Regions from separate parts of the Homo sapiens genome. Here region 1 is linked to region 2. Evidence: read pairs that join two places in POLR2A ChIA-PET (ENCODE). Cell type or tissue: PC-3. All regions are shown on one strand.

Region 1 (8,000 bases), 120 kb before region 2:
TTAAATTCTTAGTATTTTCTTCAAATTTATGCTATTAATAAATACAAAATGTAATGCATCCATGTACCTTTCTATGAAATTTCTTTTCTTTGTGTTTTTGCTTGGTTTGCCCCTTGTGCTTATCTTCTCTTGCCTTCCTGGTAAACTTCTGTTTACCCTTTTCAGATTAAAATATACTTCAGAAAGTCTTCTACGACCTTTACAGAGGGATAATTGCTCCCTCTTCTGTGTTTCTATAGTATTTCTCTTATGTCTCTATCAAAGCAGTTATCACGTTCCTATAATTATTTGTTTCCTCACCGCCTACTCCACTAGTATATGTGCTCTGGAGGAAAAGGACTATATTCAAATTTTCTTTGACTAGTTAGAAAAGAGTAAGTACTTGTTACATGTTTGTTGAATAAATAAATAAATATCTTATATCTAATTGAATCTTGGTGGCATCTGAGTTTACTGAGTTCCATGGAACCACTGAAGGCAGTGTTGCCTGGTACCAGGAGAGGGTAATAGAGCAGTTCCCTAAGTAGACTTTATAGTTATTTTGGATGGAAACAGAAGCTAGAATGATAGTTTTCAAACCTGGCTGCAGATTAGAGTGACCTGTGGAGCTCTTTAAAACTACCAATACCTATCCCCATCTCAGTCCACTTAAATTAGAATACTGGGGATAGGGTCTGGTTATTCACAGATTTTTTAAATCTTTGTAGATAGGTCTAATGTCCAGTGTTGGACACTGCTGTGCTTGAAGCTGAGGAACCCAGGATTGTCAGATGGTGTTCATGCTGAAATTAAAACAGGAGAGGAGATGATGTACAACTGTGATGTCAAGAACTTGAACACATGAATTAAATTCAAGTTGATATGAATCCATGAAGCAGAAAGGAGCCCAGATCGGCAGACAAGTGATAGCACATGGAGTAAAAGGCTGAGTAATGTGAAGTTCAGTAATAATTGCTGGATAAGAGTCAGAAGTCAGAAATACAGAGATCAGAGATGTTAGAGAGAAACTTTTCTAATGACAATCAGTTGCTAGACATTATACATTTTTTGAGGCATAATTTGTACCCTCTATCTTGACAGATTTACAGTATCTCACCTTTGCAGTCAAGATGCTCCAAAAAGTTTGGTTTCTTATAAAAACAGTGGTTTTATATGTCCATAGAGTCCTTCTTTTTCACATTATTTCCCTCACAGGCATTGCAAGGTTTTAAGAAGATACTTAGGAAAATACAGCTTTCCACTGTAAGAAAAAAAATTCTCTTTTGCTCCTACTATTTTTGTGTGTAGTAGTCATGTCAGGCCAAAGTTAAGTGAAAGAATCATTGGAAATAAAAATCCAATGGCTCTAATCTAATAGATTACAAATATAAGCAGATTGACAATTGAAGTGAAAACCAGAGATCTGAAAAACAAGTTAAATAATGTGTGCCAAATTCTTTGTTATATATAACATTTCCTTTGGCAAGTTTTATTACCTAATTTCACACGTATTTGTGTGAAATATTATTTAGTTATGGCCAAGCAGACATATCCAAAGTATCTATCTCTGCATTCATTTCACAAGAAAAATTATTATGACATACATTATTGAGTCAAAATGTGTCTCTTAAAAGCAAACCTTTTTAGATTTGCATTCAAAATACAAAATCCCTGAAGTAAGATTATCTCCTTTAATATCCAACTACTTACTTGGCATGTTTATTTAGTTTTTACCATAGTGTATTCCATGGCAATAATTTATACTTAATAAGTACTACAAGGACAAATAAGTGATTGAATTTGGGAATAAGAAAGTCACTGGTGACATAGAAGAAGGTAGTTTTAATAGTAATTGGAGTCTTAGCTAGATTACAAAGTGCAAAGGAGAAAGTGGGTGGTAACAAAATGCAGGCAATAGAAAATAAATTTTTGGTTTTTGACAAGTTTAGAAGTAAGAAAAGATGTAAATTTGGATGGTAGCTGGAGAAAGGAATAATGTGGAAGTAAATTTTTATTTTAGGATATTTATAGGCTTAGTTGGAAGAACCAGAAGAAAATTATAGACTAAAGATAAATATCAAAAGGGGGGGTGCCATGGAAACTGCTAATCATGCCTCAATATCTCTCTCTTCCTTCCTTAGTAATAGAAACATCAAATTTTGTCTAAGCTCATGCAAAGGTACATTACCCAATCACCTTGGAAGCTAGGTTTGGCTATTTGACTAACCTCTGGTCCATGGGATGTAAGCAGAAGGAAATATGTGCACTTCTAGAAAGTGATCTGAAAAGGAAGGAGTACCCTTTTCTTGTCCTTTTTTCTGCTTCCTGTTTTCTGGACTGTGTACCTACTGGATAGAATTGTAGTTCTTGGTTTATGAGACAGACATTGTGGTGAAAGTGTTATGTTGGGAATAGGAACAAGATATAAGGGATTTGGGACCTCATGATTATGGAGCTAATATACCAGTCCAGGAATGCTTAGGTTTATCTTAATGGAAATCAATCTTGGTCAAACCACTGTTGTTTTGGGCTTTCTATCAGCTGTAGTTGAACCTAACCCTAACTAATACAGTGGGTAATTGATGTAGGGTTGGGACTAAAGTTAAAGTGTCATAGGTTTTATTTGGCAAGAAGGAAGGATAAATCCATTACCTGAGATGAGATATAAGGAAAAGAGAATGATTATGATTCTAGAATGCTTTTGAGATTGAAATCTTTTCTCATGTTATATGGCTTCAATATTGCAGTAACAAAGGTAGCAATCATCTGAAGGTGGAGATGAAATTAGGTGTTAGGAGAGGTTTAAAAAAATAAAAAAAACTTCAGAGAGGGGGTGGAGCAAAGTGGTAAAATAGAAAGCCCCACCATTAGCCCACTCACAGGCACACCAAATTCAACTATCGACACAAAAAAAGCTAGATTACAAAGTGTGAAGGAGAAAGTGGGTGCTAACAAAATGCAAGTAATAGAAAATAAACTTTTGGTTTTTGACAAGTTTAGAAGTAAAGAGAAATGTAAATTTGAATGGTAGCTGGATAAAGTAATAATGTGGAGGTAAATTTTTATTTTAGGCTATTTATAGGCTTAGTTGGAAGAACCAGAAGAAAACCTTCATAAGAAGTAAAAATCAGGTGAACCCTCGCAATACCTGCTTTTAACTTCATAGTGCTGAAAGAGACACTGCAGTGGGTAGAAAAGACCGTCTTAAATTGCCAATGCCACCCATCTCTCATACCCCCACAGTGGCAATGGGGTCTGGAAAAATCTGTGTGATTGGGAGAGGGAGAACCCAGCAATTGTGAGACTTTTCATTGAACTCAGCGCTGACCTGTCACAGCAGCAACAGGGCTGAAATCAGCTGATGCCCTCACAGAGGGATCATTCAGACCAGCCCTAGCCAAAAGGGAATTGCTCACTCCAAGGGTTAGAACTTGAGTTCTGGAAAGCCTCACGACTGCAGGCTGAAATGCTTTAGGGCTCAAATTAAACTTGACAGGCAGTCTAGGCCACAAAGACTGCAAGTCTTAGTGCTGAGCTGGGCTCAGAGCCAGTAGACTTGAGGACTTGGGGAGCACGTGACTTACTGAGACACCAGCTGGGGCAGCTAATGGATTGCTTGTGTCACCCCTCCCCCAGGCCCAGACAAAACAGCTTGTGGCTCCAGAAGAAACCCATTCTTTCTGTTTGAGGAGAGGGGAGGGAAGCATAAAGAGGAATTTTGTCTTTCATCTTGGATAGCAGCTCAGCCAGAGTACTATAGGGCACCAGCACCAGTGAGAATCCTGAGGCCTTCATTCCATTCCCTAGCTCCTGAATGATATTTCTAGACATACCCAGGTCCAGAAGAAAACCTGCTGCCTTAAAGGGAAGGACCAAGTCCTGGCAGGATCCATTACCTGTAAGCTAAAGAGTTCTTGGGCCCTAAAGAACAAGGAGCAGTAGCCAGGTAGTAAGTCATAGGAATTGGGCAAAACTCTCAGACGTGCTGGCTTCAGGTGAGACCCAGAATATTCCAAGCTGTGCTGTCTATGGTGAGAAAATCCTTCTGCTTGAGAAAAGCAGACAGAAAAGTAAAGGGGACTTTGTCTTGCACCTTAGGTACGAGCTTGGCCACAGTGAGGTAGAGCACTAAGCAGACTCTTGGGGTCCCCAAGTATAGGCCTTTACTCTTGAATGACATTTGTAGACCTGCCCTGGGCTGGAGGGGAGCACATTGACCTGAAGGATGGTCAAGCAGCATTCACCACAAGCTGAGTGAAAAGCCCTTGGGCTCTTGGGCTTTAAGGGAACACTGGTGGTAGCCTGTCAGTACTCCCTGTGAACCTGTGGGAGTGGTGGCCATGGGGAAAGGCTCCTCTGCCTGTAGAAAGGGGAGGAAAGAGTGAGAAAGACTGTTTCTCATGGTTACAGGGCCAGCTCGGCCATGGTAGAATAGAACACCAGATAGACTTATAAAGTTTTTGACTCCAGTTTTTAACTCCAAGATGGCATCTCTAGACCTACCTGGGGCCTGGGAAAAATCACTCTCCTGAAGAAAAGGACAAAAGCCTGGCTGGCTTCACCACCTGGTGACTGTAGAGCCCTAGGGCCTTGATCAAACATAGGTGGTAGCCAGATAGTGGTTACACTAAGCATTGGGCGAGACCCAGTGCTGAGCTGGCTTCAAGTCTGACCTAATGCAGTATCAGTGGTAGAGGCCACAGTGGTGCTTGTGTCACTCCCTCTTCCCCAGAATCAAGTGGCTCAGCACAGAGTGAGAGACACCTTTTGTTAGGGAGAAAGTAAGGGAAAAGAAAGAGAATCTCTGCCTGTAAATCCAGAGAAATCTTCTGGATCTTATCCAAGGCCACCAGGAGGGTACCTCCATGAGTCTGCAAGAAGCACAACATTAATGGGCTTGGTGTGACTCATAATACAAATACAGCTTAGATCACAACACCCAAGTCTTTTCAAATACCTGCAAAGACTTCCCAAGAAGTATGGGTACAAATAAGCCAAGACTATGAAGACTACAATAAATACAGAGCTCTTTAAGGCCAAAAGAAAGACATCTACAAGTATCAGTACCATTCAGGAAAACATGATTTCACCAAATGAACTAAATAAGGCACCAGGAACCAATCCTGGAGAAGCAGAGGTATGTGAACCTTCAGACAGATAATTCAAAAGAGCTGAATTGAAGAAATTCAAGATAACACAGAGAAAGAATTCATAATTCTATCAGATGCATTTTACAGAGATTGAAATAATTAAAAAGAACCAAGAAAAAATTCTAGAGTTGAAAAAATGCAACTGACATACTCAAGAATGCATCAGAATCTGTTAATAGAAAAACTGATCAAGCAGAAGAAAGAATAAGTGAGCTTGAAGACAGGCTATTTGAAAATACTAGTATACCCAGGTAAAATATCCTTCAAACACGAAGGAGAAATAAAGACTTTCCCAGATAAACAAAAGCTGAGGAATTTCAAAAAGGTACAAAATTTACTGACAATAGTTATGTGCACAGAAAAACAGAATATTATAACATTGTATTTGTGGTGTGTACACCATTATTATTCTAAGTAGAAAGAGTGAAAGATGAACCAATCAAAAATAACTGCAACAACTTTTGAAGACACAGACAATACAATAGGATATAAATAGAAACAAAAAAAATTTAAAAGTGAGAGGATGAAGTTAAAGTGTAGAGATTTCAACAGTTTTCTTCTTGCTTGTTAGTTAGCTTGTTTATTTAAGCAGTGTTAAGTTATCAGCTCAAAATTATGCATCATGTGAGAGTATTTGCAAGCTTCATGGTAACCGAAAATCAAAAAATATACAATGGATACACAAACAAATAAAAAGGAAGAAATAAAATTATACAATCACAGAAAATCACATTCACTAAAAGAAAGACAGGAAGGAAGGAGAAAACCAGAAACAACCAGAAAACAAATAACAAAATAGCAGAAGTAAGTCCAAACATATCAATAATAACATTGAATGTAAATTGAATAAACTCTTCAATCAGAAGACAGAATTTCTGAACAGATAAAGAAATAAGACTCAATGACCCATTGATTACAGGAAACACACTTCACATATAAATATACACATAGACTGAAAATAAAAAGATGGAAAAAGATATTCCATGGCAATGGGAACCAAAAATGAACAGCAGTAGCTAAACTCATATTAGACAAAATAGATTTCAAGACAAAAACTATAAGAAGAGACAAAGGAGGTCATTATATAATGATAAAGGGATCAATTCAGCAAGGCAATATAATAATTGTAAATAGACATGCACCCAACACTGGAGCACCGAGATAAATGAAGCAAATATTATTAGAGCTAAAGAGAGAAATAGGTCCCAGTAAAATAATACCTAGAAAAGTCAACATCCCACGTTCAGCATTGAACAGATTATTTTAGACAGAAAATCAACAAAGAAACATTGGATTTAATCTGCACTATAGACCAAATGGATCTAATAGATATTTACAGACCATTTCATCTAATGGCTGCAGAATACACATTCTTTTTCTTAAGACATGGATCATTTTCAAGGACAGACCATGTATTAGGCTACAATACAGGTCTTAAAACTTTCAAAAAAATTAAAATAACATCAAGCATCTTCTCCGACCCCAGTGGAATAAAACTAGAAATCGATAACAAGAGAAATTTCGGAAACTATATGAACACATGAAAATTAAACAATATGATCCTGAAAGACCAGTGGGTCAATGAAGAAATTAAGAAGGAAATTGAAAAAAATTTTTAAACTGATCTATGAAAATCTCCGTGGAGGAGCCAATAGAGAATTGATTAGTAATGTATGAAGTACATCTTTTGAGGTATGAATATTATCCTTGAAATTCTACTGTGAAGACAATAATGTTGTTGATGATAAAGATTCATAGAAGCTAAGTTGAAAAAATTCCCACAGGTTAAAAGATTTCTTTATGACCAAAGCCAACTTTGCAGCACATTTTAACTCCCCACTCCAAAACAAGACAGAGGAACAGCACAAGCTGAGTTGGCTTTGTTCTTCAAATTACTGTAACTAATTGACCTATCTGGGCTGCCTAACCTTATATGATAACCTTTTTGAGGGCACAGATCCTGAATTATTTCCATTAAGTTTCAAGATACTTGTGTCTGGCTACTCAAGTCTATTTCGACAACATATGAAGTAGAACTGTTAGTACTGTAATTCCATCCAATTTTCTATTCTCATATTTTTGGTTGGTTGTGGGAAAACATTGAGAGTTAGAATAAAAAATTGATTCCCCTTTTCTGAAACAATCTTATTTATAGCTAAGATTGAAATTTATTGGTCCACAGTCCTAAACTTATGCGTATTTTGATCTTTTTCTTTCTTTGTAATTGAATGCTTTGTGTTGAGCTACAGTCAACATTTCAAGGAAGCTTTTTTATCATTGTAAATTGACAAATTATAATTATATACATTTATTTGCAAAAAGCTTTAAAAACATCATCAGGGATGTAAAATATGTATAGAATTATTTACATTTACACTGATATCCCCTTCTGTAATGTTTAAAAATGAGATGGCTTACATAAATATTCTACTACACTAATTTAAATAAACTCCCCAAACACCTTACATTTCCAACCACTACAAAATGCATGAAAGTAAAATTATACCAAGATGCCTCCAAGTAAAAAAAAAAAAAAAAAAAAAAAAAGAATGCAAAAATAAACTCACATCGCCAAACCTTTAAAAGTTCAGTTTGTCTTTGGCAAGGGATTTGGGTGAAAAGTCAGCTATTTAATCTGAATTAGCTCACTCATCTCATTTTGCCATAAACAGTATATGGGGGCATGCCAAATATGTATTAATATAGCAAAAGGAACAGGAAGATAAGGAAGAATAATTATTTTGTTTACATGAAACTATTCTGGCCCCAAGACCAAAAACACAAAGAAAGGAACGGAAGTCTGACCTATGGCTAATAACTATTTATTTGTGATCATAATCAGCTTCTTGTCCTCTTGTTTCTATGAATATA
Region 2 (8,000 bases):
ACATGGCTGGGGAGGCCTCAGGAAACTTATGGAGGAAGGGGAAGGAGAAACAAGCACCTTCTTCACAAGGTGGCAAGAGAGAGAGAGAGGGTGCAGGGCAAACTGCCACTTTTTAAACCATCAGATCTCATGAGAACTCCTTATCACCAGAACGGCATAGGGGAAACTGCCTCCATGATCCAATCACCTCCCATCAGGTCCCTCCCTTGACATGCAGGGATCACAATTCGAGATGAGATTTGGGTGGGAACACAGAGGCAAACCATCTCATTTGCTGACAATGCTTTGTGTGTGTGTGTGTGTGTGTGTGTGTGTGTGAAAAAACAGCAAATCAGGTTGATGGCTATTGTTGTGTGTGTCCTAGCTGGGATGGCCCATATTTAAAAGTCCCCCACTGAACAACGTAGTGCTTGTGGGTCGTTAATTATAATGTTGAAGTGTTTTTGCACAACTAAAACAGAGCTTGCCATGTGTCATGCCCAAGTTAACAATCACTTTACTATTGCCTTTCAGACTGTGGCTTAGGCCTAGATTGCAAGGCAGATGAGTGGTCACACTCTCTCTCTCTCTCCTTATTTTTTATTACTCCAATAATGAACAGTCTTCTCCTGTTTTCCCACACCATGCTCATTCATATCCCTGTGATCAAGTTTACTTAGTTCCCTCTCTCTTTCACCCATTCAACTTCTATACTTCTTTCAAGTTCCAAATCAATAATTCATAAACATAATTTGTTCATCAGTTAATAAATCAGGGCCCAAAGAAAAGAAAATATGCTCTTGGATCTCTTGAGCCTTTGAGAGTGAATTGTAGACCAGGTGTCCTTCCCTTTTTTGGCAACAAAGTCATTAAATTACTTGTCTGAGTCAAATTTTCTAATAAATATTTACTGAGTGCCTACTCTGCATCAGGTTTTGTGTTAGATGCAAGAAGAATTAACACAGTCTCCCTGCCTTCAAAGAACTGGTAGTCTAGTGGATGATAAACAAGTAATTTCACACAATGTAAAAAGAATATATGGTGCATAGGGACACAGAGGAGAGACATCTAAATCTAGTCCGCTGTAATAGAGGAGGAACTATTGTGAAAAGACCTGGAGGAGGACACCCAAGCAGAGTTTTAAAGGATGAGTAGTAGCCAAATGAAGAGGAGGGTGGGAATTTCCAGAAGAAGCAATAGCATGAGCAAAGGCACTGAGGTGAGAAACATGTCTGTGACATACACACTAAACGTTTGAGACAATGAATGGGAAGAGATGATACTAAAAAGGCAGGCAGGAGCCAGGTCATGAAAAGCAAAGCATGGTAATGGGAATAATCCTACCCCCACCCACCCCGAAACAGAAGTATATTATCTAAAATCGATCTCACATTTTATGTGTTAAATGCTCCAACTCTCAAAGGTGATAGAAACTTTACTGCATAACAGGCAGGGAAAATTGGCCCCCCTGTATAACAGATACCCTTGCCTTGTGATATGTTTGGGCTTTGTGCCCCCACCCAAATTTTATCTTAAATTGTAGTTCCCATGATCCCCACGTGTGATGGAAGGGACCCAGTGGTATGTCATTGAAACATGGGGTGGTTACCCCCATGCTGTTCTCGTGATAGTGAGTAAATTCTCACAAGATCTGATGGTTATATAAGGGACTTTTCTCCCTTTGCTTGGCACTTCTTTCTCCTGCTGCCATGTGAATAAGGACGTGTTTGCTTTCCCTTCCACCATGATTGTAAGTTTCCCAAGGCCTCCCCAGCCACGTGGAACTGTTAATCAATTAAACCTCTTTCCTTTATAAATTACCTAGTCTCGAGCAATTCTTCATAGCAGCATGAGAACGAACTAATACACCTTGTGATTCCCATAATCTCTCTATCCTTAGGATTCCTGTCTTCTTTCTATTTCCTTGGTTACCAATTGTTTGACGTGCCCCAAGGTTGGCTTCTTTCATTTATATGGGACTTTGATCGTTTAGTAAATGCTATTGGATTTGCTTTTTAGCTCATCCTTTTATAAGGAGGTTTATAAGCCCTTCTTGCTCCTCTCCCTTCTATGTTTAATCTTAGCCTTTAGGTCATACCAGTAGTGTACAGTACTAATAGGCACACACTCATGCATTAGCACTCTCCATCCCCCAATTCCCCATTGATACATGCACATGTGCACACACACACACATGCACATCAGCCTTTGTTATGTTCAAGACAAAGTTAAATAAAACTTATTGATACTTTCCTTACTACCATCCTACATCTTTCATGGACTTTTCTCTACCTTACCTGCCAAGATTCCCCAGGGCATATTTCTATTGCAAATGGAAAATTCTTGCAGTCAGTGGAGAACAAAGGAGCTGTACATAGGGTACAGAATTTGCCTATTTGCTCATTCCTCTGTGTGCATGAATTTGTGCTTTGCTTCATAGAACCACCATCACTATCTGTTACCTGGGCAGACTGAGTTTAAATCCTTTGAGTTTCCTGATGAAAAGGCATTCCATTGGTAAACAGCATTATAATAATTATTTCCTCCCTGGTCAAGCTGGGATGTTTCCTCATAGTTTACTTTCTAGGCCTCATCTTTCTTACAGAGTGTGCTCCTTTGTTAAGGTTAGAATTTCCCATAAACCTGCTCAATAATTTGTTTGTGTTTGGCTTCTTTGAAATACTACACAAAGCAATCCCTGTAAAAGGCAAAGCTGTCCTGAAGGCTGAGAAAGGAGCCTGAGACATAGGCTCCAAGTTGCTCTTTTCAGGCAGAGCCAGCTGGGTAATCTTATCTCAGATGGCTGCTTTTCAAGGTGCCCAATTCAGGGGCTTTTCCTCTGGGAGCAGCATTTGCCCCAGGGAATCAAGTGCTTTCTAGTCAGGGGCAAAACTTTGGGAAATCTGAGGACCCAGGGTGGTATGGTCTGTTCAGGAGAATTTTGGGGAACAGAATGGCCCCCTTCTCCCTCCAGCACTTGTACAGATCAGCACTTGGCCCCAGAACAGAGACCAGACTGAGAGGCGAGGTTAGGAGGAAACAGGGGACCCAGGAAAGGCGGCTAGATTGCAAACGTACCTACACAGCTCTGAGTCAAAGGCTGTCAGTCATCTCGGCTCAGACTGCTCTGCTCTCCAGCAGCCCAGCCCTTTCCCAGGGCTGGGGCAGGAGATTGCTACATGTAGGCTTATCTGGGGAAAAACCAGAGCCTCACTTTAGTCCCTTCCGGTAATTGACACTACTGGACACCCAGGAGGGGGAGGAGAGAGCTTCTCTTCATAAATGTTCCCACCCCTGGGCAAGGTGGCTCACTCTGGCAGGTAGGAACAGGGGAGAGTGCACCTGCTACCAGTCAAGCTCAGCCAGACTGCAAGAGGAGGCGAGGCGGAGCCAGCCGAGGGAGTGAACCATGGACAAGTTGAAATGCCCGAGTTTCTTCAAGTGCAGGGAGAAGGAGGTAGGGGTCTGGGAGCTGCGGGAGGTGTGGAGGACCTGAGAGTGGAAAACTTAAGGGGGGTTGCTAGTCTCAGTTTTTGCTTTCTGTGGCTGTTCCTTGTGCTCCACATTTCTGTTCAACTATTAGGTGTGACTGAGATATACCTATAGAGTAGAGAAGAAAGAAAAGCTCTTACTCTCATAGCTAGAAGACTTAGGGCCACCTCATCCTCTGCCTTGGGAGTACCCACAAAATCCTGTTCTCTATCCCTCTCCTAACTGTGTCCACATGCTAGAGGAAAGTACAAAAGTACACTGTTCTTAATTGACCCAAAGAACCCTCCATACCCCAGAGAAGTGAGCAGGTTGGGAGAGAACCCCTGTCCCTTCTCTCCCTCCCAAGTGGAGAGAGAGCTACTTCATCTGGTGAGACAGGAGAATTTGTCTCTGCATATTATTCTACGGCTTTTAGAAAGGCATTGATTTTAATCTGTAAGACAAAGAAAAGTTAAACTACCCTTAACTTGATACATCCAATACTATCAAGCCATAAGAAAAGTTTATAGATTCTCGTTTTTTTTTCCAGCAGACACTACATTTGATCCTGCTCAAAGATCTGCTACAATATCAATATTGATGACTTTATCTAATTCATCTTTAAGACTTTTGTATTTGAAACCTGATTTGTCTACTTTCATTTTTCCCTCACACCAGTGTGACAAAGACCTTTGTATTTCAAACCTAATTTGTCTGCTTTCATTTGTGTCTCACACTGCTGTCACATTTAACGTTTTTACCAAAATTTGAATAATCTTAGCTGATGGAGTAATAAACATATCTACCTACAGAACTTTGCTCATTTTAAGAGGTAAATGTTGTAAAGTAAAAGCAGCTATCAGCAGAAATCTCCCCAACTTTCTAAAGCATTCCCCTCAGCTATGGTTTTCAGGGTTTCTTCCCCCCATTTTCTGTTGCTCTATGGATTTGTGAAATTATGCTTCTGTGGAATTTGTAATGGTAGAAAGGCAAGCTGTTGATATTTTTTCTTCCCCAGAAAGTGTCGGCTTCATCAGAGAATTTCCATGTTGGTGAAAATGATGAGAATCAGGACCGTGGTAACTGGTCCAAAAAATCGGATTATCTTCTATCTATGATTGGATACGCAGTGGGATTAGGAAATGTGTGGAGATTTCCATATCTGACCTACAGCAATGGTGGAGGTATTCTATTTCACCCCCACCCTCCCACCCCCGCTTTTCCCTCCAGTTTTAAGTGTGGTTCTGTATGGCTTCTGAGAATATTTTACGAGTTGAAGGAAGGCATATGACAGTTGACAGTTTGGGTTAGTGGGAGAATGAGAAACAAGCATATTGAATTTATTATTAGTCTGGGTTACCAGCTCAAGTTAGAAACCTAGTTTCACAAAATCCTCAGGTATAAACTTGATAAAAAGCTTTATTTTTAGCACTTCTAAGCTTCTGATTTGAGATCTCACATAATCTTCAACTATGACATACTTTTCCTAATTTATGCATGTTTCTGTGATAATCTGTTCAAACTCAAGTTGTGCTTTGCTTAATTTATAGCTGAATCAGAAATAAACAGAAAAATAAGTTCTATTAAGAAGCTCAAATAAATTATTTGCTTAACTAAAATAATGCATTACATTTTGGTGACTTAAGTGTTGAAAGAGATGATTAAAAAGTAATTAAAGGTTTAGTATTTTAAGTTGCAATATTGAGTTACATGTATTCCAAATTGGACTGACTATGTAGAAGATCCTTCTAAAATGAAATAATTTAGTTCAAGGATTGTTGTTTTATTCCTGCAAAAAAACACTGTTTATACCTTGTAGATCATTAGGGTAGACTCAATTAGAAAAAGGAGAGAAAAATCACTTTGAGGTGACACACAAAGGGAAACAAAATGAATTGCACAATTCTCTAGTAATGTCCAAACAACTTTTCACTTACACCATATTTTATTTACTCGTAATTACAGGTTCTATTAGAAGTATAGAGGTGACATGCCCCTATATTTCATAACTGGGTACCAGTGAGACTGTGCCACTATAATTATTTTTCTTAGTATAATAGGATTTTGTGTGGTGATATTTCAATCATATTTCTTATTAATTGGTTACATTAAAATATTCACAGTGGTCTTCAGAGACTTAAGAAAGAAGCTCTGTTTATTAAACCGTTTAAGTGTCAGTAGCATGAATTCCCCTATCTAGAAGCTGGGTCATTTAGTTGTCTTGGTATCGAATATTAGCTGGAAAATGCATCAGAAATCACAGTTTTATTTCCGTCTCTGTCCTAAGGTCCAGTGTGGTAAAGAGAAGCATTCTGGATCATTTTGAGCCTCTTGTAACTCATGTTTAGAAAAAGAAATTCCCTGTGCCTTGACATCATACATAGGCCCAGTAATTGCCACAAATTTCTAGGAACTATATTAAACTAGTTTTAATAGAAACTTTTAAAATATAGCCAAAACAAAAATAATAATATTAATTGTATGCTATTATCTTTTTCACCATTTCCTCTAAAATTTAATATGCCGTATTGGCTTTCAATTTTTTATAAAAACATCATTTGGGTAATAGATGATCTAGGCACTCTCAATCCTTCTTTCATCCAAGAGTAGAAGAGGAAAATGAAATTAAAATTTGTTAAATGCGAATTAGGTTTAAAAATATGGTCAGGTTTGAAAAGTTGTTTCTAAAATCTGGAAATATTTTTATCTGTATATTCTTTTTAACAGTTTATTAAAGAGAAGTGTCATACCACCTTAAGGTCTAGGTCTGCAGTATTGACAATTTGTGGCTATATTAACTATATTAACAATTTATCATCTATGGATAGTATTAATAATAAAATAATATAATAGGTGAAAAGTCAGGTATAACACTGAAGAAAATAATCTTTTTTAACAAAAAATACCTGTTCACACTCGGCTGGTAAAGCTTGTTTATTGTTGTAGTTAAACAGTTGTATTTTTTTTTTCGTATTTGTCATTCATAGGACTTAAACTTCTACTAGTCATAGTAAAGATGGTATGTACATTGCAACATCTATACAAACATATTTTTCCCTATGGTCTAGTGACTTCCAGGGTTAGTATTAAAGTAAGTCACTTACCTATGAATAAATAACAAGTTCTTTATAGACTCATTTTTAGTAGAATGTATTTTGAGAGTTGAAAAAAATGTTATTCCTAGGTATGATGTTACAGTATCATAATATGAAAAATACTTGAGGCAAAACTGTAACATGAGTAAATTAAATGTATACAATCTGAAAACCCATTTTTATCCACTGATCCCCACATTCTTTATTAAACTTTGCCAATTCTTCTGGAATGTTTTATTAATAAGTTTAATATTCTGCCCTTGCTTCAACGTATAATTTGGCAAAACTTCTAATGAAAAATACTATGCCCCAAAAGTGGAAAGAAAAAAAAAGGAAAATGATAAAAGGTTAAAAGGATGGGGGAGGTGAATTGTCTAGTGTGGGAGAATTATTCCTTGTGAAATTGAAAGTTAACTACAAGTATTTCTCAAAAGTTCAGAGTCTTCAAACAAAACCAATACATTTTGTATTAACATTGAGTGAAGAACCTTGTGACTCTTTGGAGAATAATAAACTTAATTGCAATAGCTTACACTGTGAGCCACATTAGCATTTTAACTCCAAGTCTTAAAAATAGACCATTTATTTTTAAAGGAGAAAGAAAGATAACCAATGTTGAACATGGGCTATGTGCCTGGCATTTTGGCAAGTGTTTTCACATAGGCCCTGTATTTGAACCCTTATGACAAACTGAGTTGGCATTGTTCTCCCCTTTTATAAGGAATCCAAGATTCAGATGTTAGGCAAATTGCTGGAGGTCACATAACTGGTAAATGGTCTAGCCAGGATTTCAACCTAGGTTTACCTGGCTCCAATGCCTGGGATCGCTCAATTCCTCTGGCTTACTTTCTATACTCTACCATTTTTAATAATCACAACAGCCTCATTAGGTAATACTAGCATCCCCATTTCATAGATGAGAAATCCAAGGTTTAAAGAATCAACTACTTATTCATAGAAAGCAGTGAACTTTAGGCCCAAACCCAGCGCTCTTTGATTCCAATATATCAGGATGCTTTTAAAGTGTTATGCTGGTTGTCAAAGTGCCATCAAGACTTCGAGCTGTAATAGTGCTTTGGTTCTTTCTCACCTTTTTTAGGCGCCTTCTTGATACCTTATGCAATTATGTTAGCATTGGCTGGTTTACCTTTGTTCTTTCTGGAGTGTTCACTGGGACAATTTGCTAGCTTAGGTCCAGTTTCAGTTTGGAGGATTCTTCCATTGTTTCAAGGTTGGTATTAAAGCGTTTTCTTGGTATTAAAGCATTTTCTTCACCATGCTTTTTTGTATATTTGTGCATATAGCTACCTTCACTGTGAGGAACAAAAAATTGCTTAAAATTCTGACAATTTAAAGCAAAGAAAACATGCATTATTGTTGTTTTGCTGTACAGTTTGCCACTGCAGAATTTAAAAAATCAAATGTTTTTATTTCTGTTTATCATGGGCTGCAGAA

Evidence for each region. ChIA-PET counts read pairs that join two places held together with the same protein. Peaks named below come from ENCODE experiments on the same cell type or tissue, not always from the same donor. Only the 100,000 strongest peaks of a DNase experiment are listed, where the experiment ranks them.
Region 1: POLR2A ChIA-PET joins it to region 2 with 5 read pairs; 2 of 35 experiments call an interaction of 5 or more read pairs at or near these places.

Annotation. Positions count from the first base shown.
Region 1 is chrX:116,314,119-116,322,118 of GRCh38, forward strand. No RefSeq gene overlaps it. Among named protein-coding and RNA genes, the nearest start is that of SLC6A14, 120 kb to the right of the region's middle. In PC-3, a CTCF peak has its summit at 236; a DNase peak (open chromatin) is centred at 4,703; H3K27ac peaks cover 1,901 bases.
Region 2 is chrX:116,433,322-116,441,321 of GRCh38, forward strand. It overlaps SLC6A14 (solute carrier family 6 member 14), which reads left to right and starts at 3,285. Exons shown (of 14, transcript NM_007231.5): 1 at 3,285-3,436; 2 at 4,469-4,634; 3 at 7,645-7,776. The coding sequence starts at 3,389. In PC-3, no CTCF peak of the experiment used is centred here; no DNase peak of the experiment used is centred here.